2 separate regions of the Homo sapiens genome follow, and region 2 is linked to region 1. Evidence: chromatin loops called from intact Hi-C (ENCODE). Cell type or tissue: CD4-positive, alpha-beta T cell. All regions are shown on one strand. Links, peaks and the distances in the headings refer to the core of each region. The heading gives the core; the rest is flanking DNA.

Evidence for each region. Hi-C counts contacts between places; a loop is a spot of excess contacts. Peaks named below come from ENCODE experiments on the same cell type or tissue, not always from the same donor. Only the 100,000 strongest peaks of a DNase experiment are listed, where the experiment ranks them.
Region 2: a loop joins it to region 1, with 2.1 times the contacts of the local background. A loop is called at or near these places in 9 of 110 quality-filtered maps.

Annotation. Positions count from the first base shown.
Region 1 is chrX:118,549,086-118,557,085 of GRCh38, reverse strand. The region is part of intron 6 of DOCK11 (dedicator of cytokinesis 11); the gene reads right to left. Among named protein-coding and RNA genes, the nearest start is that of DOCK11, 57 kb to the right of the region's middle. In CD4-positive, alpha-beta T cell, for the core only: no CTCF peak of the experiment used is centred there; a DNase peak (open chromatin) is centred at 4,385.
Region 2 is chrX:118,473,492-118,490,754 of GRCh38, reverse strand. No RefSeq gene overlaps it. Among named protein-coding and RNA genes, the nearest start is that of DOCK11, 14 kb to the left of the region's middle. In CD4-positive, alpha-beta T cell, for the core only: no CTCF peak of the experiment used is centred there; no DNase peak of the experiment used is centred there.

The DNA of each region.
Region 1 (8,000 bases), core at 1-8,000:
ATGAATGAATAATCCCATTTCCAGCAAAGATTCTCCAGCAGATTCTCCAGTGGTTTCATACAACAGAATTGTGTTTCTCTGTAATGCCCACACTCTTCTTTCTCCTCCTCCTCGTCTTTATTATTTTTGTTTGATGGTGAACACAGCTGAAAATGCCCCACCTTACTCAGTGAGGAACACAGATCCTGAAGAGTGGCCCATTCAGACCACCCACAACAATAAAACAGAGAGCAAGCCAAAGGATTTGATTCTATAGGATCAGGTCCTGCCAAGTGTGCTTAAGGCCCCAAGCTGTTGGAATGACACACTTTTTTTTTTTTTTTTTTCCGGAGACAGAGCCACGCTCTGTTGCCCAGGCTGTAGTGCAGTGGTGTGATCTCGGCTTACTGCAACCTCTGCCTCCCGGATTCAAGCAATTCTCCTGCCTCAGCCTCCCGAGTAGCTGGGATTACAGGTGCATGCCACCACGCCTGGCTAATTTTTTTTTATTTTTATTTTTAGTAGAGATGGGGTTTCACCATGTTGGCCAGGCTGGTCTTGAACTTCTGGCCTCAAGTGATCTACCCACCTCACCCTCCCAAAGTGTTGGGATTACAGGTGTGAGCTACCGTGCCTGGCCAGATGACAACCTTTTTGAACCCCTTCTGGAGCAGGAACAAAGGCCTTTTGTCATTCAGCTGCATCAAAGATTAAACATAGGAAGGAAAGTTGGAGCACTTAGTATCCTCAAAGTAGGAAAATGGCTGGGGGTGGCGGCTCACATCTGTAATCCCAGTACTTTGGGATGCCGAGGCGGGTGGATCACCTGAGGTCAGGAGTTCGAGACCAGCCTGGCCAACATGGTGAAACCCCATCTCTGCTAAAAATACAAAAATTAGCTGGGCGTGGTGGTGCACACCTGTAATCCCAGCTACTTGAGAGGCTGAGGCTGGAGAAGTGCTTGAACCCAGGAGGCAGAGGTTGCAGTGAGCAGAGATTGTACCACTGCACTCCAGCCTGGAAGACAGAGCGAGATCCTCTGTCAAAAAAAAAAAAAAGAAAGAAAAGAAAGTAGGAAAACCTTTTATCATTTTATACAGCAAATCCCAAGAGCGTTTACCTATTGTGTGTTACCTAGAGGGGTAATTATTTACTGCTAAATTGCATGAACCAGAAGCCCTTAGAAAGGATACATCAAAGGTTTAGAGGCAGAGTAGGTAGGCCAAGAGCAATGTAGAAATGATGTAGGGGAACTTGCCTAATGTCTCAGACAGAACACAATGGAAGAGCCAGCAAGGAAAAGGAGAAAGCAGGAGAGACAGAGACATACTGGGTCTTAGAACTGTTCTGCACAAAAATGAAAGAAACAATGGGGAAAAAAACCACAGGACTTAGAAAAGTGAGTTGCAGTAATGACACCAGAATGCCAGGAACTTCATCCTGCTAAAGAACCCCTACCACTACGTTGGCAACCTGATATATCACTCACCTCTCTCCATCATGTCATTTACAGTCCTATCAAGTTTATTTTGTTTTTTTTTTTTCTTTTCAAGATGAAGTCTCACTCTGTCGCCCAGGGTGGAGTGCAGTGGCACGATCTCAGCTCACTGCAACCTCAGCCTCCTGGGTTCAAGCGATCCTCCCACCTCAGCCTCTCAAGTGGGTGGGACTATAGGTGTGTGTCACCATACCCGGCTAAGCTTTTTGTCTTTTTAGTGGAGACAGGGTTTCACCGTGTTGCCCAGGCTGGTCTCGAACTCCTGACCTCAAGTGATCCTTCTGGCTTGGCCTCCCAAAGTGCTGGCATTACAGGCATGAGCCACCACACCTGGCCCCAAGTTTTAATATATGACACTCTCCTACCCACTGAGAAACTGAGTAAAAATCAAATAGCTTTTCTTAAATAATTCTACCGTATCTGGGCACTGAAGAGTTCAACTATTTGATTTAAAGCCAAGTCTAGTAGGAGGGGTCTACAATCCACCCTTCTCATTACAGACAAATTATTTTATCAGATGTATTTCAGCACAGCATGTCACTGCTCAAATAATCAATGACTCTCAATTACTCACATAAGGCACACATGCCAGATACTGCATTCAAGGCCCTCCCACAATCCTAATAATATAAAATAACAACAATTGCTAACATCTGTGGGGTGCTTTGTGCATTATGGTCTCTGGTTAAGTGCTTTCCTTGTATTATTTCATTGAATCCTAGTAACAATTTATGTGGTCATTACTGTTATGCCCTCCATATTACAGAAGAGAAATGGAGGCACAAGGTGATACCAAAGAACCAAATCAACTTCATCTCCCATGACTACTGAGCTTCACCTAACCATTCTGCCTTATACATATTGCCTGGCACACTCACTTTCTCCTTTCTGATTCACTTCCTTCGAGGCCCCGCCTTCTTCAAGAAGCCTTCTCTGACCCCAGGCCACAATGATCTAGATTCATGTAGCACTTGGTCACTGTACCATCTTTAAACAATTATTTTTATTGTGTGTCTCACCTCCCCAAAAAGGTGGTTTTTTGTTTTGTTTTGTTTTTTTGAGACAGAGTCTCACTCTGTTGCCCAGGCTGGAGTGCAGTGGTGCGATCTCAGCTCACTGCAACCTCTGCCTCTCGGGTTCGAGAGATTCTGGTGCCTCAGCCTCCCGAGTAGCTGATATTACAGGTGCACACCACGACGCCTGGCTAATTTTTGTATTTTTAGTAGAGACAGGGTTTCACTATGTTGGCCAGGCTGGTCTTGAACTTTTGACTTCAAGTTATCAGCCCACCTCAGCCTCCCAAAGTGCTGGGATTACAAGTGTGAGCCACTGTGCCCAGCCCACCTTCCCAAAAAGGTTTTAAGCTCTACATCTGACACTTCTCTCTACCCTCCACAATGCTAATACCTTGTATTAACAAGGCATTCAATATCTATTTGGTAGCCAGGCGTGGTGGGATGCACCTGTAGTCTCAGGTACTTGGGAGCCTGAGGCAAGAGGATCGCTTCAGCCCAGGTGTTGGAGGCTGCAATGAGCTATGATTGTGCCACTGCACTCCAGCCAGGGCAATATAGTAAGACCTTGTCTCTGAAAAAATTAAATTAAGAAATTATCTATTTGGTCATGAATTTGTTGATACCCAATAGTGTCTGACACATATGAAGCACCTAATAAATAGTTTTTGAGAAGTAATATGAATGAGAGAAAACAAAACATAAAAAACAAATTAATGAAAAAATCTTATGCATAATAAATGAATGCAATCCATTTGTTAGCTGTAAGAGATAGTCTGGTAGATTTGAGAATACAATTGGACTAAGATATCAAAAATAAAATATTTTCTCTTCCTTTTGTTCTAACACACATAGTGACCTTGACCTCCTAGCAATTATTTTAATATTGTATGTGCTTTCTTAGGTCAAATCCTCATTTGATTTGATGTTCTCCCACTGCAGAGGAGGAAAAATCCCTCCTGGAAGAGTTAAGGATTTAAGGACTTTTGGACTCTGGATATATAACAAATGGCTCTTTTTGTGCCAAAAAAATTTTAAAGGGCACTAGAAGTGAGTCATACATCAACCAGTTGAACTTGCAACCCCGATATCATATCAAGGCACTTCAGCGTTTAATTGCTGAGAATGGGGAGGAGAGAGCTAGAGGAATGTGACCAAATTGAGCCAAAAAGATGCATAAAGGTGGGTGTCCCAGGAGTTGGCCAAGAATCTGCAGCAATTTTTTAAAAAATGAAAAACCACCCTGAAGATTAAATTCCTCCATATATCATTATATCTCTTAGGAGAAATAGTTCTAAATACCAGGGGAAGGCTATGTCCAATATCACAGCTATCTAAACCCACATTAAATTCCTTCATTGATATGAAAAGAAGTTGAATAAAGCAGATGTCTCTAGCAGCTACTTGGGAAAGAGAGAATGTAAATGAATAGGGGTCTGTTAGGATTGTGGTTTCTGTCTAAAGGATCATGTATTCTCTATGACATCTTAAAACTTCTCTCTAATACTTTTCCAGGAATTGAAGAGTGGCAGCAAGGTACCTCCTCATTAACTAGAAACCACAAATTGACGAAATTAATCACTATGATAAGGCTTGTCCTGTTTTAACTTGAATACCAAGAACAAAGCAAATTACAAGTGCTAAATGTTCACTGCACCCAAACAACCAACAGAGCGTTGGTTTTTTGTTTTTTGGGGTTTTCTTTTTGAAAAAAAAAAGGGGATGAGGTCTCGCTTTGTGCTCAGGCTGGAGTGCAGTGGCACAATCATAGCTCACTGCAGCTTCAAACTCCTGGGCTCAAGCGATCCTCCTGACTCAGCCTCTTAAGTTGCTGGGATTACAGGCACATGCCACCACACCCAGTACAACAGAGCTTCTGCAAGAACTGCATGATGCATCCTCTTCAGTGAGAGGAAGTGCTTGGGCACAGAGCACTGTGACTCGTGGAGTGATGCACATTATTCGCAGCTTTCCTGTAGTCCAGGCTCCTCAGGGCAAGTTTCTCAGCCAACAATGAGGTTATACTCAGCAAGCACTTCTGGGAAAATATGCCCATTTCAGAAGGTGGTACAGATTATATCTTAACAACTGACCAGAGCAGGGGGAAAGCTATATATTGGGGAAAATATAAATTTTTATCCTATAAATATGTGGTCTTATAATCTTCCAATACGAAGAACTCAGCCTAGTTCCTCTACTAGCCCCTCTTTTCCCTACAGCCCATCGACTTGAATGCACTGCAAGTCATTGCAAGAACTGTCGACTTGAATGTTCTTGCAAAACTTGCTGGCAAGCTAGCTAGGAAGGTTAAACTGTCTACAGCAACCCATATACAAATTAGTTTGGCTATATTATTTAGATTGCATTAAAGGCCATGTGGTTGCTTTCTCAAAAGATCTTATAAAGTTGGAATCTTCTAATTCCCTTTTATCAACTGCACTTTGCTGAGTCTCTTCTAATACTCTTTCCTTCGTTTTATTTTTGCACTTTCTCTCACGATGTGATTCCTCCCTTCCTTGCTATTAGAGTCCTCCCTCCCTCCCTTTTTTTTTTTTTTTGAGACAGAGTGTCGCTCTGTCACCCAGGCTGGAGTGCAGTGGCACAATCTTGGCTCACTGCAACCTCCACCTCTTAAACTCAGGTGATCCTCCCACTTAAGCCTCCAGAGTAGCTGGGACTATAGGAGTGCACCACCACGCCTAGCTAACTACCTTTGTATTTTTTGTAGAGGCGAGGTTTCGTCATGTTGCTCAGGCTGGTCATGAACGCCTGGGCAGATTCCTTTATTTCTAACAGTCAAAATGTCCAGCAAAACAACTCAGACCTATTTCTAAGATCAGTTTAAAGTTGCGCATAATTTCAAACTTTCCAAAGAACTGACTGTAATTTTTTTTTTAAGAGATCGAGTATTGCTCTGTCAGTCAGACTGGAGTACAGTCATGCAATCACAGCTCACTGTAGCTTTGACCTCCCAGGCTCAAGCGATCCTCCCACCTCAGCTTCTCAAGTAGCTGCAAATACAGGCATGCGTCACCATGCCCAGCTAATTTTTTTATTTTTTGAAGAGACAGGGCTCGCTATGTTGCCCAGGCTAGTTTCGAACTCCCAAACTCAAGCCATCTTCCTGCCTTGGCCTCCCAAAGTGCTAAGATTACAGGCATGAGCCACTATGCCCAGCACATAATTTTTAAAATTTAGAAATTTCTTAATGAATAAAGACGCTTAAACGTACACCTCTCTCTAAAAGGCACCAAGATGCCTTGCTTTTATTCCCTAGCAATTCCAGAGGGAACTGCAGGCCAGTGTCAAGCCACAGGGCATCAAATAAGCTCAGCTAAAACACAGGGAAGAAGCTTGGCTTATGGAGGCTGTTATTTGCCACTGAGTCATGGTTAATAACCAGATCTGCTCTTGCTTCCTAGTTAGTTTGCCATGAGTTTGCAGGGGCTATCGAAGCTTGGATTTTCCAAAAAGAAAAGATTCTTTGCTCTCAACTCTGCAAGCTCTGGCCCTGAGGTGCTGGTTGCTAAATCTACCAATGCTTCTTACCAGTGTGGGCTGGAGTTCCTAGCGGGCAGGGAACTCCAGATGCTCTAAGGATAAACCTGCCTCCAGGATTGGGGAAATGACTCAGATAATAGCACACCTGAGTCATCTTCCCATTTGCTTATGAGCTTCATTAGTATTCTTCACTTCAAACATTACCATAGTAGAAAAAAAATACATAGAAACTTTCCTCTCAAACTCTGTCAACCCTTTGTCTCAGTTCTTCTGCCTCTGCCTTTTCCAATTATCCAAGAGCTGGGTCAGCTGCTCACCTCATCTTTAGCTTTAGCCTCCTATGCCTGAAACAATCCAGACGTGATGCAGGAAGAACTTATATGATCCCCCACCCTGTAACAGAGCACTGAAAGGTACAAACCAGACTCTCCCAGTGTGCCTTTGTTCATAGGCCTGGACTTGTGCTTTGGCCTTCACTTCAAGTTCTAGCCTGGAAACTATAAAACTGCTCCCCCTTTTCAATCCTCTGCCCCATACACTCACTTGCCCTGTATTGATACAGAAAGAGAACATGAAAAAATGATGTGTCAACACTGCAGTTCCAACTAATTTCAATAATGTTGAACTAAATAACAGTTAAAACACTTTTTTTTTTTGAGATAAGGTGTCACTCTGTCACCCAGGCTGGAGTGCAGTGGCTCAATCTCGCCTCACTACAGCCTCGACCTCCCAGGCTGAAGTGATCCTCCTACTTCAATGTCCCAAGTACCTGGGACTACAGGGGAGCACCAATTCACATGGCTAATTTTGTTCATTTTTGTAGAGACAGGGTCTCGCTATGTTGCCTAGGCTGGTCTTAAACTCCTGGGTTCAAGTGATCCTCCCATATTGGCTTCCCAAACTGCTGGGATTATAGGCATGAACTACCACGCCTGGCCCAAAATACAATTATTAGAGGAAAAAGTAATCTTGGCAAAATGCCTCAGAAGGTTCTAGCTGAACCTTCCTCTGATTCCCATTCTAGCTGTGACAAATTCTGAAATACAACACTACTGCTATGGCTCAGGAGATGAAATCAGAAGAGTTTGAAATTCAAAATGGAGATTCATAATTTATAATGGAAAAGAGTGGGGATAAAGGAAACTCATAACCAGAAACAGCTCCCAAACCTCAATATGGCCTTTGCATTTCAAAGTATTTCCTATTAACTTTTTTTAAGCTGTGTAGTAGCCAGGCATGGTGGCTGATGCCTGTAATCTCAGAATTTTGGGAGGACAAGGTGGGAGGATCACTTGAGTCCAAGAGTTTGAGACCAGCCTGCACAACATAGGGAGACCCCATCTCTATCAAAAACAAACAAACAAACAAACAAAATTAGCTGGGCACGGTGCTATGTGCCTGTGGTCCCAGCTACTTGGGAGGCTGAAGTGGGAGGACTGCTTGAGCCTGGGAGTTTGAGACTGCAGTGAGCCGTGATCACGCCACTGCACTCCAGCCTGGGCGACACAGTGAGACTGTCTCAAAAACAAATAAATAAATGATAAAAATAAACATAAAAGTTGTGTAGCTTCATATGACCAATTAACTTGGTTTATTCCTCTTTTCCTTCCTTTGCCTGATGTTTGGTAGAGATTTTAAAAAGAAAGAAATAGGCCGAGCACAGTGGCTCACACCTGTAATCCCAGCACTTTGGGAGGCTGAGGTAGGTGGATCACTTGAGATCAGGAGTTCGAGACGAGCCTGGCCACATGGTGAGACCCCGTCTCTAATAAAAATACAAAAATTAGCCAGGCATGGTGGCGTGCACCTGTAATCCCAGCTACACAGGAGGCTGAGGCAGGAGAATGGCTTAAACCCGGGAGGTGGAGGTTGCAGTGAGCTGAGATTGCACCTCTGCACTCCATCCTGGTGCAACAGAGCTAGGAGCCATCTCAAAAAAAAAAAAAGTTTTATATGTTAATGATCACACACACACACACACACACACAGAATATGAGCAGCTGAGGATA
Region 2 (17,263 bases), core at 3,993-11,992, 70 kb after region 1:
CAGAGGTTGGCCTCAGTTCCTTGCCTCATGAGCTTCTCCAGAAGGCAGTTAATAACATGGCAGTTTACCAAAGTGAGCAAACAGGGCCAGGCGCAGTGGCTCACGCCTGTAGTTCCAGCATTTTGGGAGGCCAATGTGGGTGGATCACTTGACGTCAGGAGTTCAAGACCAGCCTGGCCAACATGGTGAAACCCTGTCTCTACTAAGAATACTAAAGTTGGCAGGGTGTGGTGGTGCATACCTGTAATCCCAGCTACTCAGGAGGCTGAGGTGAGAGGATCACTTGAACCCAGGAGGTGGAGGTTGCAGTGAGCCAAGATCCCACCACTGCATTCCAGCCTGGGCAACAGAGTGAGATTCTGTCAAAAAAAAAGAAAGAAAGAAAGAAAAGAAAAGAAAAGAAAAAGAAAAAAAAGTGAGCAAACAAGAGAGAGTTGAAAGAGTGAAAGACTACCTGCAATTGGAATCCACAGTCTTTTATAACCTAAACTTGGAAGTGGCATCCCATCAATTTTACTGTATTTTATTCACTAGGTCCAGCTCACATTGAAGGGGAAGATATTAACACAGGGCATTAATACTAGGAGGCAAGAATCATCTGGAGCCATGTCAGAAGCTGCCCATCACAATCTACCTGACCTGTCTCACTATAGCATTACAGCTTTTTTCCCATACCTGTCTGATCTCATCTCCTATTGATCCTCTCCTTTGCACTCCATGATCTACCACACAGGCCTCCTTGAGGGTCCCTGAATTGCCAAGGCTTTGTCCATCATCAAGGCCTCCTCACTTACTGTTGCTTCTACCCAGCGGAAGAAGCTTCATTACTTACTCTCTCAACATCTAGATTTTGGGCGTTCCTTGACCTTCGTATTTAAAAGTTCAACCCTCCTACCATCTCCTATCTAACTTGCTTTCTTTGTTTTTCTCCAAAGCACTTGTCACCATTTGATATACTATATATGTTTATATATTTATTTTATCATCTGTCTTCCGCACTAAAATGCACGTTCCATGAAAGCGGGATATTTTGTCTCCTTTGTTCACTGCTTTATCATCAGTGCCTAAAGCAGCACTGCCCAACAGAAATATAATATGAGTACATATGTAATTATAAATTCACTTGTAGCCACATTAAAAAATTAGTAAAAAGAAGCAGGTGAAATTAATTTTAAAAGTATATTTTTGTTGGGCATGGTGGCTCACACCTGTAATCCCAGCACTTTGGGAGGCCGAGGTGGGCGGATCACCTTAGGTCAGGAGTTCGAGACAAGCCTGGCCAACATGGTGAAACCCTATCCCTACTAAAAATGCCAAAACTTAGCCAGGTGTAGTGGCGGGCGCCTGTAATCCCAGCTACTCAGGAGGCTGAGACAGGAGAACTGCTTGAACTCAGGAGGGGGAGGTTACAGTGAGCCGAGATCACGCCATTGCACACCAGCCTGAGCAACAAGAGCGAAACTCCGTCTCAAAAAAAAAAAAAAAAAGTTTTCTAATGGCCAGGTGCAGTGGCTCATGACTATAATCCCAGCACTTTGGGAGGCTGAGGCAGGAGGATCATTTGAGGTCAGGAGTTTGAGACCAGCCTGACCAACATGGTGAAACCTTGTCTCCACTAAAATTACAAAAAAATTGGCCAGATGTGGTGGCTCACGCATCTAATCCCAGCACTTTGGGAGGCTGAGGTGGGTGGATCACGAGGTCAGGAGTTCGAGAACAGCCTGGCCAATATGGTGAAACCCCATCTCTACTAAAAATACAAAAATTAGTCGGGCGTGGTGGCACGCACCTGTACTCCCAGCTATTCAGGAGGCTGAGGCAGAAGAATCACTTGAAACCGGGAGGCAGAGGTTGCAGTGAGCCATGATCATGCCACTGCAGTCCAGCCTGGGCAACAGAGTGAGACTCCATCTCTAAATAAATAAAGAAATAAATAAAACCAGCCTGGTCAACATAAGAAGATCCCATCTGTACAAAAAAATTAAAAATTAAAAAATTAGCTGGGCATTGTGGTACACGTCTGTAGTCCCAGCTACTCAGGAGGTTGAGACAGGTGGATTACATGAGCCCAGGAGTTTGAGGCTTCAGTGAGCCGTGATTGTGCCACTGCACTCCAGCATGGGTGACAGAGCAAGACCCTGTCAGAAAAACAATTCTAATAATTATTTCATATCAGTTTTTGTATTTAAGTGTAAATTAACTAAAATTAAATAAAATTACAAATTCATTTCCCCAGTCGCATGAACTACATTCATGTGCTCAATAGCTCTATGTGGCTAGTGGCCACAACGTTGCACAAGGCAGGCCTAGAACAGTGCCCAGCACTTAAAGGTCACTCAATAATTAATTATTATATACAAATTGTGTGCTGCTTTTCCAATCAGAATATATTCATGATGACTTCAATGAGATAAATAAAGCAAAACAAAAGAAATCATGATACCATGTTCACTTCTGTGTGTTGTTGAGGCATTTATTACAACCAAACTATAATTGTGGAGAGTTGTATGGTCTCCAAAGCATATTTATATCCATTATCTCATTCAATCTTCAGAACAATCTGGAGAGGTAGACAGAGCCAAGATTATTTTTCCCCATTTTACAGATAAGTCACACAGTAGTTGGCAGGGCCAGAAACAGAAGCCAGGTCTTTTAGGTCTCTTTCAGATACACCACATGGCACTGACTAACCTTAAGGGCCTTGGGAGACTCTCCATCTTACTCTAATTCTATGCGGATCCATTAGTCATGAATTTATAGTGAGATTGTCATATATATTTTATCTGTCAAACAACTGTATATTGTTGCATACAATAATATAGGCAATATATGAGTATTTGAAAAAGTTAAAAGCCCTATCGCAATTATAAGATATTTTAAATAATATAAAACTTATTGAATATATATTAATCGCCTATGGTACCACTTGGAATAATGAGAGGTTCCTTATTTCCCAAAGTTAACACCTTCTTTTTCACTTTTTTATCCTTCAAAGGAATATTTTAAAAATAATATTAAAAACATATTTTAAAAATATTTTTAAATTTTCTTAAAAATATTTTTTAGGCCGGGTGCGGTGGCTCACGCCTGTAATACCAGTACTTTGGGAGGCTGAGGAGGGCGGATCACGAGGTCAGGAGATCGAGACCATCCTGGCTAACACGGTGAAACCCTGTCTCTACTAAAAATACAAAAAAAAAAAAAAATTAGCTGGGCGCGGTGGCGGGCACTTGTAGTCCCAGTTACTCGGGAGGCTGAGGCAGGAGAATGGCGTGAACCTGGGAGGCAGAGCTTGCAGTGAGCCGAGATCACGCCACTGCACTCCAGCCTGGGCGACAGGGTGAGACTCCGCCTCTAAAAAATAATAACAATAAAAAATAAAAAGAAGTAAAAAATATATATATATATGTAATACTCATCTGGGCACAGTGGCTCACACTTATACTCCCAGCACTTTGAGAGGCCAAGGCAGGTGGATCACCTGAGGTCAGGAGTTGAAGACCAGCCTGGCTAACATGGTGAAACCCCTTCTTTACTAAAAATACAAAAATTAGCCAGGCGTGGTGGCAGAAGCCTGTAATCCCAGCTACTCGGGAGGCTGGGCAGGAGAATCACTTGAGCCTAGAGGCAGAGGTTTCAGTGAGCCGAGGTCATGCCATTGCACTCCAGCTGGGTGACAAGAGTGAAACTCCGTCTCAAAATAATAATAATAATAATAATAATCCTATTGAGTTCTCAAAAGGGATAGATGATAACCTGGGAGTTGTCCATTAGTTGTACATGCTATTGCTAAAGGACCAAATTTGTTGTCATGCCCAGGCTGTACAGGCTTGAAGGGAGTGGGGAAGGGCTGATGCACATGAGAGCTCTGATGAAAGAGTTTGGGCAAGGACAGAGTACAGGTGGCATTGATCTTACCCAGAGGACATTTTCTCAGGTCACTTTAATTCCTTTATGAGATGACAAAGGACACCTGCCAATCTGAACTCTGGAAATCTGAACTAAAAGATCAGCCTCCCCTCAAAGACTGATAATTGTGTTTATAATAATGGCAAAGAAGAGTTGGAAGTACCAGAAGCCGGGCAAGCCTGAGGTTGCATTTTTCAAAGGTCAGCTAAGGATTATGCTCTACGCCCAAGGGATGGGGCCACAAAAGCCATGAATCCTGTGCTTGGGGGACTATCGAGTGAAGAGTTAGGTGCCTTGGCAACCAGACATCAGGCCCCTCCCATCATCTAATACCAGCTACTTTTATCTAATACCATTATCTAATACCAGCTACTTTTTCTTCTCTATCAATCAGTTCTTTGTTAATGTCCTAGCAGCCTTGTGGCTGCACTCACCTAAATTAAAACATCTGGAGTTCTTAAACCTCCTGATCTGATATCCTTCTAGATGGCCTATTAGACTTCAAATTGCTCCACCTAATGGCAGCTAGTTCCTGTATAAGTATCAATTCATGACCCAAAGCCCAGATGGGTGGAGATGCCTAGGGACATTTGACTATCATGTTCCTCAAGATAACCTATGGAGAAAATGATTCAAATGTGGTCCTGCTGCCCTTGAAAAGATCACAGTATATATGCACCACTGTTAATTTAAAAAGGTTAGGTACGGTTGTCATGTTTCATTATCAGAAATGCACTATTTTGTTTTTTCAATATACTTCTAGGTCACTGAGGAGCGTTAACCCAAGAGTTTCTCTATCTAGCTCTCATTTAAAAGTTTTCCATAATCCTGTTTTGTAAATTGATAGTCATTAATTTTCCCCCAATAGATGGCTGTTAGTAGAAGTGACCTAGCTAAAATTCTGCTGTAAAAGAGTGAAACGAGGTTGTTTTGTTTATGAGCCCCTATGTGTACATCTCTGGGCTCAGTCTGATTACCTTTTTTCTTTAGCCAAATAGAATGTCCTACTTTTTTCTTTAGCCAAATAGAATGTTCTATCCTTTAGCCCCACAGCTAAGAGAGGTGGGGATAGGTGTAATGCTACTGCTGGTAGGCAAGGGGTTTTGAATAGTAAAAGCCAATGGAGAATAGAAAAATAGTCAGAACCAGACTTTTAAAAAATATATCAGCGTGGTTTCCTGAGTTGTGGGGTTTTTGTCTGTTTGTTTTTTTGCAAAGCAGAAATCTATGAGAACCATAATCAAAATGCAATTTTATCTTGTGAAGCCATATGAAACTCTTCAGGAGAATAAGAAAAAGCCCATCAGTGGGAGATGCTAGGACCATCAGCTGAGCCAGGGAGAGGATGATTAGGCATGTAATGTTCAGAGGCTACTTGAGGGGAAAGGGAGAACAAAAAAACCCCACCGTAATGAAAGGCCTCAAAGAATTAACAATAAAACTATATTTGATCCAGCAATCCCACTGGGAAACTACCCAAAGGAAAAGAAATAATTATAGCCAAAAGACACCTATACTCACGTTTATCACAGCACTATTCATAATAGTAAAGTTACGGAATCAAACTAAGTGTCCATCAATGAATGATTGGATAAAGGAAATGTGATATATATACACAATGGAATATTATTCAGCCATAAAAAGAATGGAATTATGAATTTTGCAGCAAAATGAATGGACCTGGAGGCCATTAAGTGAAACAACTCAGAAACAAAAAGTCAAATACTGCATGTTCTCACTTATAAGTGGGAGCTAAATAATGCATTCACATGGACATAGAATGTGGAATAATCACTGGAGACACAGAAGGGTGGAAGGGTGGAAGAGGGGTGAGGGATAAGAAATTACTTAATGGGTAAAATGTACACTATTTGGGTGATGGATACACTAAAAGCCTAAACATCACCACTATGCAATGTAGCCACGTAACAAAACTGCATTTGTCCTTCTCAAAATTATACAAATATAACTGTAAAAAAAAAAAAAAAGAAAATAAGAGCTAAAGGAGTAAGAAAGAAAAAGTGGCTAGAAATATAATTATGAATCCAAGATAGGAGAGCCCAAGTATGGGGAGGCCAGGACAGAAACTGCCAGACAAATGGGAAAAAAAAACCAGGAAGTGAATGTCCAATTGGCTTTAGTCTAGACTCTAGGGTCAGAGAAAAACTATTCCCAAGAAGGGCCCAGATCAGAAGCCAGAAAGCAAATAGATGAGGATGGTCCGTGGGTGTATGTCAGGGGGTCTAAGAGCCACCAAATATATCTACCCACGGCTATGCCCCGTAGCAGTTTCTCAAAGGCAGAAAAACTTAAATATATTTCTGTTTCCACGGAATGGCCCCAGAAAGATTCAGTGAGTATTTACATTTGCTTGTTTGCTGAGTCAATTCTAGACTATAGCCAGATAGCCAGCATGCCTGGGAGACTAAGTCAGAAGGGTTGGAGAGGGCAGTCCCCAAACTTGTCAGACTGGGAAAGTGGGAGTTTGGGATAAGTCCAAATTTAGCGTGTTGTCCTAATATACTTAGCCACCAACAAATATTGAAAAATACTCAGCTGGGCGCAGTGGCTCACGCCTGTAATCCCAGCACTTTGGCAGGCCGAGGCGTGCAGATCACCTGAGGTCAGGAGTTCAAGACAAGCCTGGCCAGCATGGCAAAATCTCGTCTCTACTAAAAATACAAAAATTAGTTGGGTGTGGTGGTGGGTGCCTGTAGTCCCAGCTACTAGGGAGGCTGAGGCAGGAGGATTGCTTGAACTGGGAGGCAGAGGTTGCAGTGAGCCGAGATCACACCACTGCACTCCAGCCTGGGCTACAGAGGGAGACTGCCTCTCAAAAAAAAAAAAAAAAAAGAGAAAACCTCTTCATCCATAAAATGTTGTGGTTTTCAAAATGACCCTTTCCCTTGCAGGAAGCTAATGATATGTCTGTGAAAATGCCAGTGTAAGCTTCTTAAGTATTTCAAATGTTGTAGAAAGCATTAGGTATTGCTTTCTATTATGTACATGTATATTCCTGAATATGAAACTTTTTTTTTACCTTGAACTCCTGGGCTGAAGCAATTCCTCCGCTTCAGCCTCCTGAGTAGCTTGGACTACAGGTACATGCCATGCCTGGCTAATTTTCAAGGTTTTTTTTAGAGATGAGATCTCACACTATTGCCCAGACTGCTGACTGCGAAACTTACTTATAAAGAGACCAAATGGTTTAGTGTCGCCTTCATATGAAAAAAAAAAAAAAAAAGAGAGAGAGACAACAAATGGTCCAGGCTGGGGAAAGGATATGAGGACTTGGTGCTGGACAAGTCCAGTGGAAATTATTCCTGGGCACAACTGAAAAGAGCAAAGAAGGACTTTCAGGAGCCTTTAGGGACAGATAAGTTGTATCCAGAAAATTACAGGGACTAGGATCAGAACAGGAGCAAGGACAGGGAGGGCAGGTACGTGGAGTTGGATCAGACCTTAGAAATTGCCTAGTGAGATCGGGTGCTGTGGTTCACGCCTGTAATCCCAGCACTTTGGGAGGTCGAGGCGGGCGGATCACAAGGTCAAGAGATCGAAACCATCCTGGCCAAAATGGTGAAACCCCGTCTCTACTAAAAATACAAAAATTAGCTGGGCATGGTGGCACGTGCTTGTAGTCCCAGCTACTCAGGAGGCTGAGGCAGGAGAATTACTTGAACCCAGGAAGTGGAGGTTGCAGTGAGCCGAGATCATGCCATTGCACTCCAGCCTGGGTGACAGAGCCAGACTCTGTCTCAAAAAAAAAAAAAAAAGAAAGAAAAAAGAAAAGAAATTGCCTAGTGACTAAATTTTAGTTCAAACTGCTTCTTTGTACAGAAGGCAAGACCAGGATTAATTCAGACAAAGGAAAGCAAACCACTTAAGAGATGGAGCTTCCCGTGTGCGGTGGCTCACGCCTGTAATCCTATTATTTTGGGAGGCCAAGGTGGGTGGATCACTTGAGGTCAGGAGTTCGAGACCAGACAGGCCAATATGGCAAAACCCCGTCCCTACTAAAAATACAAAAATTAGCCAGGCCTGGTGGCACATGCCTGTAATCCCAGTTACTTGGGAGGCTGAGGCACGAGAATGGCTTGAACCAGCAAGGTGGAGGTTACAGTGAGCTGAGGTCATGCCACTGCACTCCAGTCTGGGCATCAGAGCTAGATTCTGTCTCAAAAAAAAAAAAGAAAAAAGAAATGGAACTGACCAGGTGTGGTGGCTCACACCTGTAATCCCAGCGCTTTGAGAGGCCAAAGCAGGAGGATCCCTTGAGGACAAGAGTTCAGGACCAGCTTGGCAACATAGCGAGACTCTGTCTCTACAAAAAATGCAAAAATTAGCCGGGCATGGTGGTGCATGCCTGTGGTCTCAGCTACTCAGGAGGCTGAGGTGAGAGGATTGCTTGAGCCTGGGAGGTTGAGGCTGCAGTGAGCCATGATTGTGCTACTGCACTCCAGCCTGGGTGACAGAGTGAGACCCTGTCTCAAAATAAATAAATGAAGTCTTTATCGATTTGAGATCAACACTGAAGTATTTACAGATGAAACAACATGATGTCCAGGATTTGCTTTAAAATACTACGGAAAGTGTCAAGACCATACAATGGGGGAAATAAGCATCTCTTCCCCACCAAATGGTGCTGGGATAACTGGAAAATCACCTGCAAAATAATAAAGTTGGATCCCTATTTCACTCCATATACAAAAACTAAATGAAAATGGATCAATGATCTAAATATAATAGCTGAGGCTGGGTGTGGTGGCTCATGCCTGTAATCCCAGCACTTTGGGAGGCCGAGGCAGGTGGATCACTTGAGGTCAGGAGTTTGAGACTAGCCTGTCCAACAAGGTGAAACCCCATCTCTACCAAAAATACAAAAAATTATCCATGTGTGGTGGTAGGCACCTGTGTTTCCAGCTACTCAGGAGGCTGAGGCAGGAGAATCAATTGAGCCCAGGAGGCAGAGGTTTCAGTGGGCCGAGATTATGCCACTGCACTCCAGCCTGGGTGACAGAGCAAGACTCTGTCTCAAAAAAAATAAATTAAATAAATAAATAAATAAATATATCATTTGAAATGATAAAACTCTTAGAGGAAAACATAGAGATATATCTTTATGACCTCGGATTTGGCAATGAATTATTAAATTTGATACCAAAAGCACAAGCACCAAAAGAAAAAAAAATAGGTAAACTGGACTTCATCAAAATTTAAAACTTTTGTACATCAAAGGACATTATAAAGAAAGTGAGAAGTCAACCTGCAGAATGGGAAACATAATTCTGTTGAGGGTCTAGTATTCAGAATATGTAAAGAACTCTTACAATTCAGTACGAAAAGGGCCAACAATCTAATTTAAAAATGGGTAGAGCAGCTATTCAGGAGGCTAAGGTGAAAGAATCGTTTGAGTCTGGTAGGTCGAGGCCACAGTAAACTATGATTACGCCATTGTACTCCAGCCTGGGTGACAGAGTGAGACCCTCTCTCAAAAAAAGAAAAGAAAAGAAAGGCCGGGTATGGTGACTCATGCCTGTAATCCCAGCACTTTGGGAGGCTGAGGCGGGTAGATCACGAAGTCAAGAGATCGAGACCATCCTGGCCAACATGGTGAAATCCTGTCTCTACTAACAATACAAAACTTAGCTGGGCGTGGTGGTGCGCACCTGTAGTCCCAGCTACTCGGTAGGCTGAGGCAGAAGAATCGCTTGAACCTGGGAGGCAGAGACTGCAGTGAGCTGAGATCGTGCCACTGCACTCCAGCCTGGCGACAGAGCGGGACTCCGTCTCAAAGAAAACAAAACAAAACAAAACAAAACAAAAACATGGGTGGAGGACTTGAACAGGCATTTCTCCAGAGGAGATATACAAATGACCAATAGGCACATGAAAAAATGCTAGGCCGGGTGCAGTGGCTCACGTCTGTAATCCCAGCCCTTTGGGAGGTCGAGGCAGACAGATCACTTGAGGCCAGGAGCTCGAGACCAGCCTGACCAACATGGCGAAATCCCGTCTCTACTAAAAATACAAAAATTAGCCGGGCGTGGTGGCACGCGCCTGTAGTCCCAGCTACTTGGGAGCCTGAGGAAGGAGAATCACTTGAACCTGGGAGGTGGAGGTTGCAGTGAGCTGAGATGGGGCCACTGCACTCCAACCTGGGTGACAGGTTCACTCTGTCTCAAAAAAAAAAAAAAAAAAAAAGAAAAAGAAAAAAGAAAAAATGCTCAGTATCATTAGTAATTAGGTAAACAGAAATCAAAACCATGAGATACCACTTCACATCCACTAGGATGGCTATAATACACACACACACACACACACACAGAGAGAGAGACACACACACACACAGAGACACACACACACAGAGAAAATAACAAGTGTTGGTCAGATGCACAGAAATGGGAACCCTTGTATATTACTGGTGGGAATGTGAAATGGTGCAGCTGCTGTGGAATACAGTTTGGCAGTTCCTCGGAATGTTAAGTATAGAATTACCATATGATTTAGCAACTTCACTCCTAGGTATATTTCCAAGAGAAATGAAAACATATGTCTGCACAGAAACTTGTATGTAAATATTTACAGCAGGATTATTCATAATAGCCAAAAGATGGGAACAGCCCAAATGTCCACCAATGGATGAGTGGATAAATAAATTGTGGTACATCTATATTTTGAAATATTATTCAGCCATAAATTGGAATGCATGACTGATACATGCTACAACTTGAATGAACGTCTAAAAAATGCTAAATGAAAAGAGCCAGAGACAAAAAGTCACATACTGTATGATTCCTTTCTTGTAAAATGCCCAGAATAGGCAAATTTATAGAGACAGAAAGCATATTAGTGGTTGCCAGGGGTCAGGAAGAGGGGGAAATAAAGAGTAATTACTTAATAGGTACAAGGTATTCTTCTGGGGTGATGAAAACATTTGAAACTAGAGAGAGGTAGTGGTTGCACTGCATTTTTAATGCACGAAATGCCATTGAATTGTGCACTTTTAAATGGTGAACTGTATGTTGTGCAAATTCCAGCTCAATTTAAAAAATACAATACCAGCCTGGACAACATACAGAGACCCCCTTCTGCACAAAAAATAAAAATAAAAAAATTAGATAGGTAAGGTGGTGAGTGCCTGTAGTCCCACCTACTTGGGAAGCTGAGGTGGGAGGATCACTTGAGCCCAGGAGGTAGAGGCTGCAGTGAGCTATGATCGCATCACTATACTTTAGCCTGGGTGACAGAGTGAGATCCTGTCTCAAAGAAAGAAAGAAAGAAAAAAGACTGTGCAGGGTGTGGCTGAAGCCTGTAATCCTGGCACTTTGGGTGACCAAGGTGGGAAGATCGCTTGAGCCCAGGAGTTCGAGACCAGCCTGGGCAACATAGGGCGACCCCGTCTCTACAAAAAAAAAAAAAAAAAATTAGATGGGTGTAGGCCGGGTGCGGTGGCTCACTCCTATAATCCCAGCACTTTGGGAGGCTGAGGCAGGTGGATCACCTGAGGTCAGGAGTTTGAGAATACATTCCTATAATTATTATGTGATTATCTGCCTTTTAAAATGGTGTACCATGGGTGTACCATGGCCAAAGACTACTGAAAGTCTATAAAAGATCACCAGGAGAATGAAAACATAATAGAAAATCAATGCAGCCCTGGTGGTACATGTGTTTAGTACGTAATTCTGAATAATGTCACGGAAACTGCTATCACTGGGGAGGACAATATATCTCAGTATGATGTTGTGTTGGTAAGTGTTGCCACATTGAACAATTCTGGAGATGCCAATCACATCATAGACTATGTGAATGGCACTCCCCTGGAGATGTATAAAGATGTATAGAGGCCGGGAGCGGTGGCTCATGCCTGTAATCCCAGCGCTTTGAAAGGCCGAGGTGGGTGGATCACCTGAGGTCAGGAGTTTGAGACCAGCCTGGCCAACATGGTGAAAACCCATCTCTATTAAAAATACCAAAAATTAGTCAGGTGTAGTGGCGGGCACCTGTAATCCCAGCTACTCCGGAGGCTGAGGCAGGAGAATCACTTGAACCCGGGAGGCGGAGGTTGCGGTGAGCCGAGATAATGCCATTGCACTTCAGCCTGGGCAACAAGAGCGAAACTCTATCTCAAAAAAAAAAAAATTGTGTAGAGACAGTCTGTTGAACCCTATACAAGTGGCCCTGTGCTATATAAACTCATTCTTTTCATTCCCCAGAGATGTCTGGTTGAAAGAATAGTTATAAGTCAGGTGTGGTGGTGTGCACCTGTAGCCCCAGTTACTTGTGAGGCTGAGGTGGGAGGAACGCTTGAGCACAGGAGTTGGAGGCTGCAGTGAGCTATGATCGCACCACTGCACTCCAGCCTGGGCGAAAGAGTGAGACACTATCTCCAAAAAAAAAATAAATTTTTTTTTTTTGAGATGGAGTCTCGCTCTGTCGCCCAGGCTGGAGTGCAGTGGCACAATCTCGGCTCACTGCAAGCTCCGCCTCCCGGGTTCACGCCATTCTCCTGCCTCAGCCTCCCGAGAAGCTGGGACTACAGGCGCCCGCCACCAAGCCCGGCTAATTTTTGTATTTTTAGAAGAGACGGGGTTTCACCGTGTTAGCTATGATGGTCTCGATCTCCTGACCTCGTGATCCACCCGCCTCGGCCTCCCAAAATGCTGGGATTATAGGCGTGAGCCACCGCGCCCAGCCAAAAAAAATTTTTAAAGAAAAGTTATAAACAAAAACCACTATTATGGGGCTCAAACTGTGTCTGAATCTAACAAAGACAGAGTTAGAATAATTTAAAGAAAATGTAAACAATGAGAGCCTTTGATTTCTAAAAACTCAGGAGGTGAGGTGTCTAGAATGAAATAATAATGATTTCTGAAACAGATGAATTAAAGAGTGCCTAAATATTGTAAAACAGGGGATTTGTGTTCCTCTTTTTGCTCCAATGAATCTATTCAAAATGGTTTATTCATTTTAAGCTGCAACTAAAACAAAATATGGTGGGGTGGTGGTAACATGAATATATACATATATATACATGTGAATATATATACACACATATATACATATATAAAATGAAGGCGCGTTATTTTTTACAATTAAAACTCAATAAAGTTGAATGTGTATGTGTGTATATATGTGTTTATATATGTGTATGTGGTGTGTATATATATTTATATATATATAATATATTTCTTGTCAATGAGGCCTCAATTTTCAGACTTCTTCTCTAGCCACTCTTCTCACTCCCTTGATGATCTCATCCAGTGTTTATGGCTTTATATAACATCTGTACCAGCACGGTCCAATGGAAATATAATGTGAGCCACATATATAACTTTAAATACTTTACTAGCCACGTTCAACAAGTAAAAAGGAACACATGAAATCAATTTTAATAATGTATTTTATTTAATCCAATATAGCCAAAAATATCTTTTCAACATGTGATCAATATTTAAAAATTATTAATAAAATATTTCACTTTCTTTTTTCTGTATTGTCTTTGACATCCAGTGAGTATTTTACACTCATAGCATATCTCATTTCGGACTAGCCACATTTCAGGTGATCAATCGTCACATGTGGCTGGTGGCTACTGTATCAGATAGTAGGTATCTATACGCTGACAAGGTCCAGATTTACTTTTCCAACCTAGATCTCTCCTCTGAACTGCAGACTCATTCATCCAACTGTCTACTCAACATCCCCACCTGCATTTATTATAGTCATCTAAAATTTATGTCCAGGGCCAGGCGTGGTGGCTCACGCCTGCAATCCCAGCACTTCGGGAGGCTGAGGTGGCCAGATCACTTGAGGGCAGGAGTTTGAGAACAGCCTGGGCAACATGGCAAAATCACGTCTCTACTAAAAATACAAAAACAATTAGCCGGGCATGGTGGCCCGTGCTTCTAATCCCAGCTATTCCAGAGGCTGAGGCACGAGAATAGCTTGAACCGGGGAGGTGGAGGTTGCAGTGAGCTGAGATCGCTCCACTGCACTCCAGCCTGGGTGACGAAGTGAGACTGTCTCAAATACATATATATTATATATAAAATTATATATAAAATTATAATATAATATATTATATATGTGTGTTTGTGATATAATATATATTTTTATACACACACACACACACACACACACACACACATATATATATATATATAGAGAGAGAGAGAGAGAGAGAGAGTATGTCCCAAACGCAGCTACTCATCTTCCCCCAAGAAACCTTTCAGAGGCTTACACATCTCAATTAATGACAACTCCATTTTTCAGGTTGCTCAGGCCCAAAACCTTGGAGCCATCCCAGACTCCTCTTTCTCTCACATCCTGCATCCAATCCTTCAGCACATCCTGGTGTCCCTACCTTCAAAATATAAGACCACTTCTCACCACTTCCATTAATACCCTGGTCCAAAGCACTATCATCTCTTACTAAGATGATGGATCGTCTCTAAGAATGTACTAGCCTCCTAAATGGTCTCCTTGCTTACAGCCTTGGCCCATTCAGTGTTTAAAACACAGCAGCCAGAGTGATCCTGTTAAAATGGAAGTCAGATCACAGCAGTCTGCTCTGAACTTTCCTCTGGCTCATCATTTCACTTCGCAAAAGCTGAAGTCCTTACAATGGTTCCACGCCCTCACCTCCGGTGACCTCTCCACTCTCCTCTCCATTCTCCCCTTGCTCACTCACATCAGGCTTACCAGCTTCCTTGCTCTTTCTCAAACACGCCAGGCATGCTTCAGCCCCAAGGCATTTGCACTTGCTGTCCCCTCTGTCTGGAATGCTGTTACCCCAGACAGAAGAGTGGTTCTCTTTCTCCCCTCCTTCCAGCCTTTGCTCAAATGCCACCTTCTCAGTGAGGCCTTCCCTTTACACCTTATTTAAAATTGCAACCCACCCCCCAGACTACCTATTTTTTTCTCTTCCCTGTTTTGTTTTTTCTCCATAGCATTTACTACACACACATCTTTTTTTTTTTTTTTTTTTGAGATGGTGTTCCTCTCTTGCTGCCCAGGCTGGAGTGCAATGGTGTCGTCTCAGCTCACCGCAAACTCTGCCTCCCAGGTTCAAGCGATTCTCCTGCCTCAGCCTCCCGAGTAGCTGGGATTATAGGCATGTGCCACCATGCCCCGCTAATTTTGTATTTTTAGTAGAGACGGGGTTTCTCCATGTTGGTCATGCTGGTCTTGAACTCCTGACCTCAGGTGATCCGCCCGTCTCGGCCTCCCAAATTGCTGGGATTACAGGTGTGAGCCACTGCGCCCAGCCAACCTATATATATTTAGTATTTGTCTCTCCCCATAAATTATAAGCTCTGTATGAGCAAAGCTTTTTGTGTGTTTTGTTCATCACTATATATCCACAGCACCTAGAACAGTGTTTGGCATATAGTAGGCACTCAGTAAATATTTGTTGAATGGCTACATTATATAACATTTTCATTCAGGACGATTGTTCATAATATTAAGAAAGTATGTAAAGAAAAGACAAATGATTTTTCAACATTGCTTCATATATGCCACATTTTATAACAAAACATAAAAAGATCCGCCTCCCGGGTTCAAGTGATTCTCCTGCCTCAGCCTCCCGAGTAGCTGGGACTACAGATGCCTGCCACCACGCCCATCTACATTTTGTATTTTCAGTAGTTTCACCATTTTGTAGTTTCACCGTGTTGGCCAGGCTGGTCTCGAACTCCTGACCTCAGGTGATTCACCCGCCTCAGCATCCCAAAGTGCTGGGATTATAGGCATGAGTCACCACGCCCAGCTATGGTGGTGGTCGGAGGGGGGCCTCCCTATGTTGCCCAGGCTGGTCTTGAACTCCTAGGCTCAAGCAATCCACCCACCTTGGCCTCCCAAAGTGGTGGGGATACAGGCATGAGCCACGGCGCCCAGCCCTGGTTGTCTACTTTCATTCAAATGAGCATTATATCTTGAGTTCCTGGTGGAATTCCAGTCACATACGATAATTTTAAGAGTGTTCCTTGGTCAAATACATGTGGGAAATGCTCCTTAGTGTATTATTCTGTGGAAACTATTTCATCTTCTCAGTTCTTTACTTCATTTTCTGGACTTCCTCCAGCTCAGTGACTTCACGTCATCGTTTGCTCTTTCCCTGACTTGTGCATGCAAAAAAAAAGATCTCCACCTCAAGGAGTTTGCCATTGCATTGCTTTTACGCTAGTAGTTAGGGAGCAATTTTTAATGTTTCCCTCTTAAAGGATTTATTTTTTTGCATCTTATCCTTAAGAGCTATTGACTTTGGTTTCATCTTTCTCTTGAAATGGCTGAAAATGTCTCCAGAGTGGGTATATTTTTGACTTCTTTCCCCCTCACAGTACTCCAGGCGAGAAGCTTTCTGAGATGTTCATTTTCCGCACTCATGAATGGAAGTCCATTTAAAAACTCTGAGGTGGAGATCATCCTAAATGCTTAGTTCTTTCCTGGTACCCTCTTCACACAAGGTAAAAGTGTACACAGACATAATATACATATCTATCATTAAGTATACATCATATTTGTGCATATATATATATATTTGCTCACTGTGACAGATTTTGAAGTTTATTAATTAGTGTTTGTGAATGAATAAAATATGTTCCATTATACATTTTTTTTGAGACAGGGTCTCACTTTGTTGCCCAAGATGGAGCGCAGTGGGGTGATCTCAGCTCACTGCAACCTCAACCTCCCAAGCTCAAGCCATCCTCCCATAGCCTCCTGAGTAGCTGGGACTACAGCTGCATGCCACCATGCCCAGCTATTTTTTTTTTTAAATTTTGTAGTGATGGGGTTTCAACATGTTGTGCAGGTTGGTCTCAAACTTCTGGGCTGAAGTGATCTGCCTGCCTCAACCTCCTAAGGTGTTGGGATTACAGGTGTGAGCCACAGCACTCAGCCTAAATATACATTTCATACATACATGCATGTGTGCAAATGTGCATGTATGTGTATACACATACATGCATGTACATTCACATATGAAGTCAGTGTCTGTACTTCCCATTGCTAGTTTTTACACTCTTACTATCTGTATATTTATTCATAAATGCTGTATAGTAGCTCCCTTCCCTTTCATTGTTTGTCTTGTAAAATGAATATTCTACCACTGCTTCCCCTCCTTTTGCTACTCACTTGATCCTTCGCTGCCTGCCACTTGGCCTCTCATAACTGCTTGACAAAAATCTTCTCATCTGAAGTCAGATGCGTTGGGTCATGCCTGTAATCCTAGCACTTTGGAAGGCTGAGGTTGGAGGATTGCCTGAGCCCAGGAATTACAGACCAGCCCTGGCTACATAGCAAGATCATGTGTCTACAAAACATAATTTTAAGAAAATTATAAAAA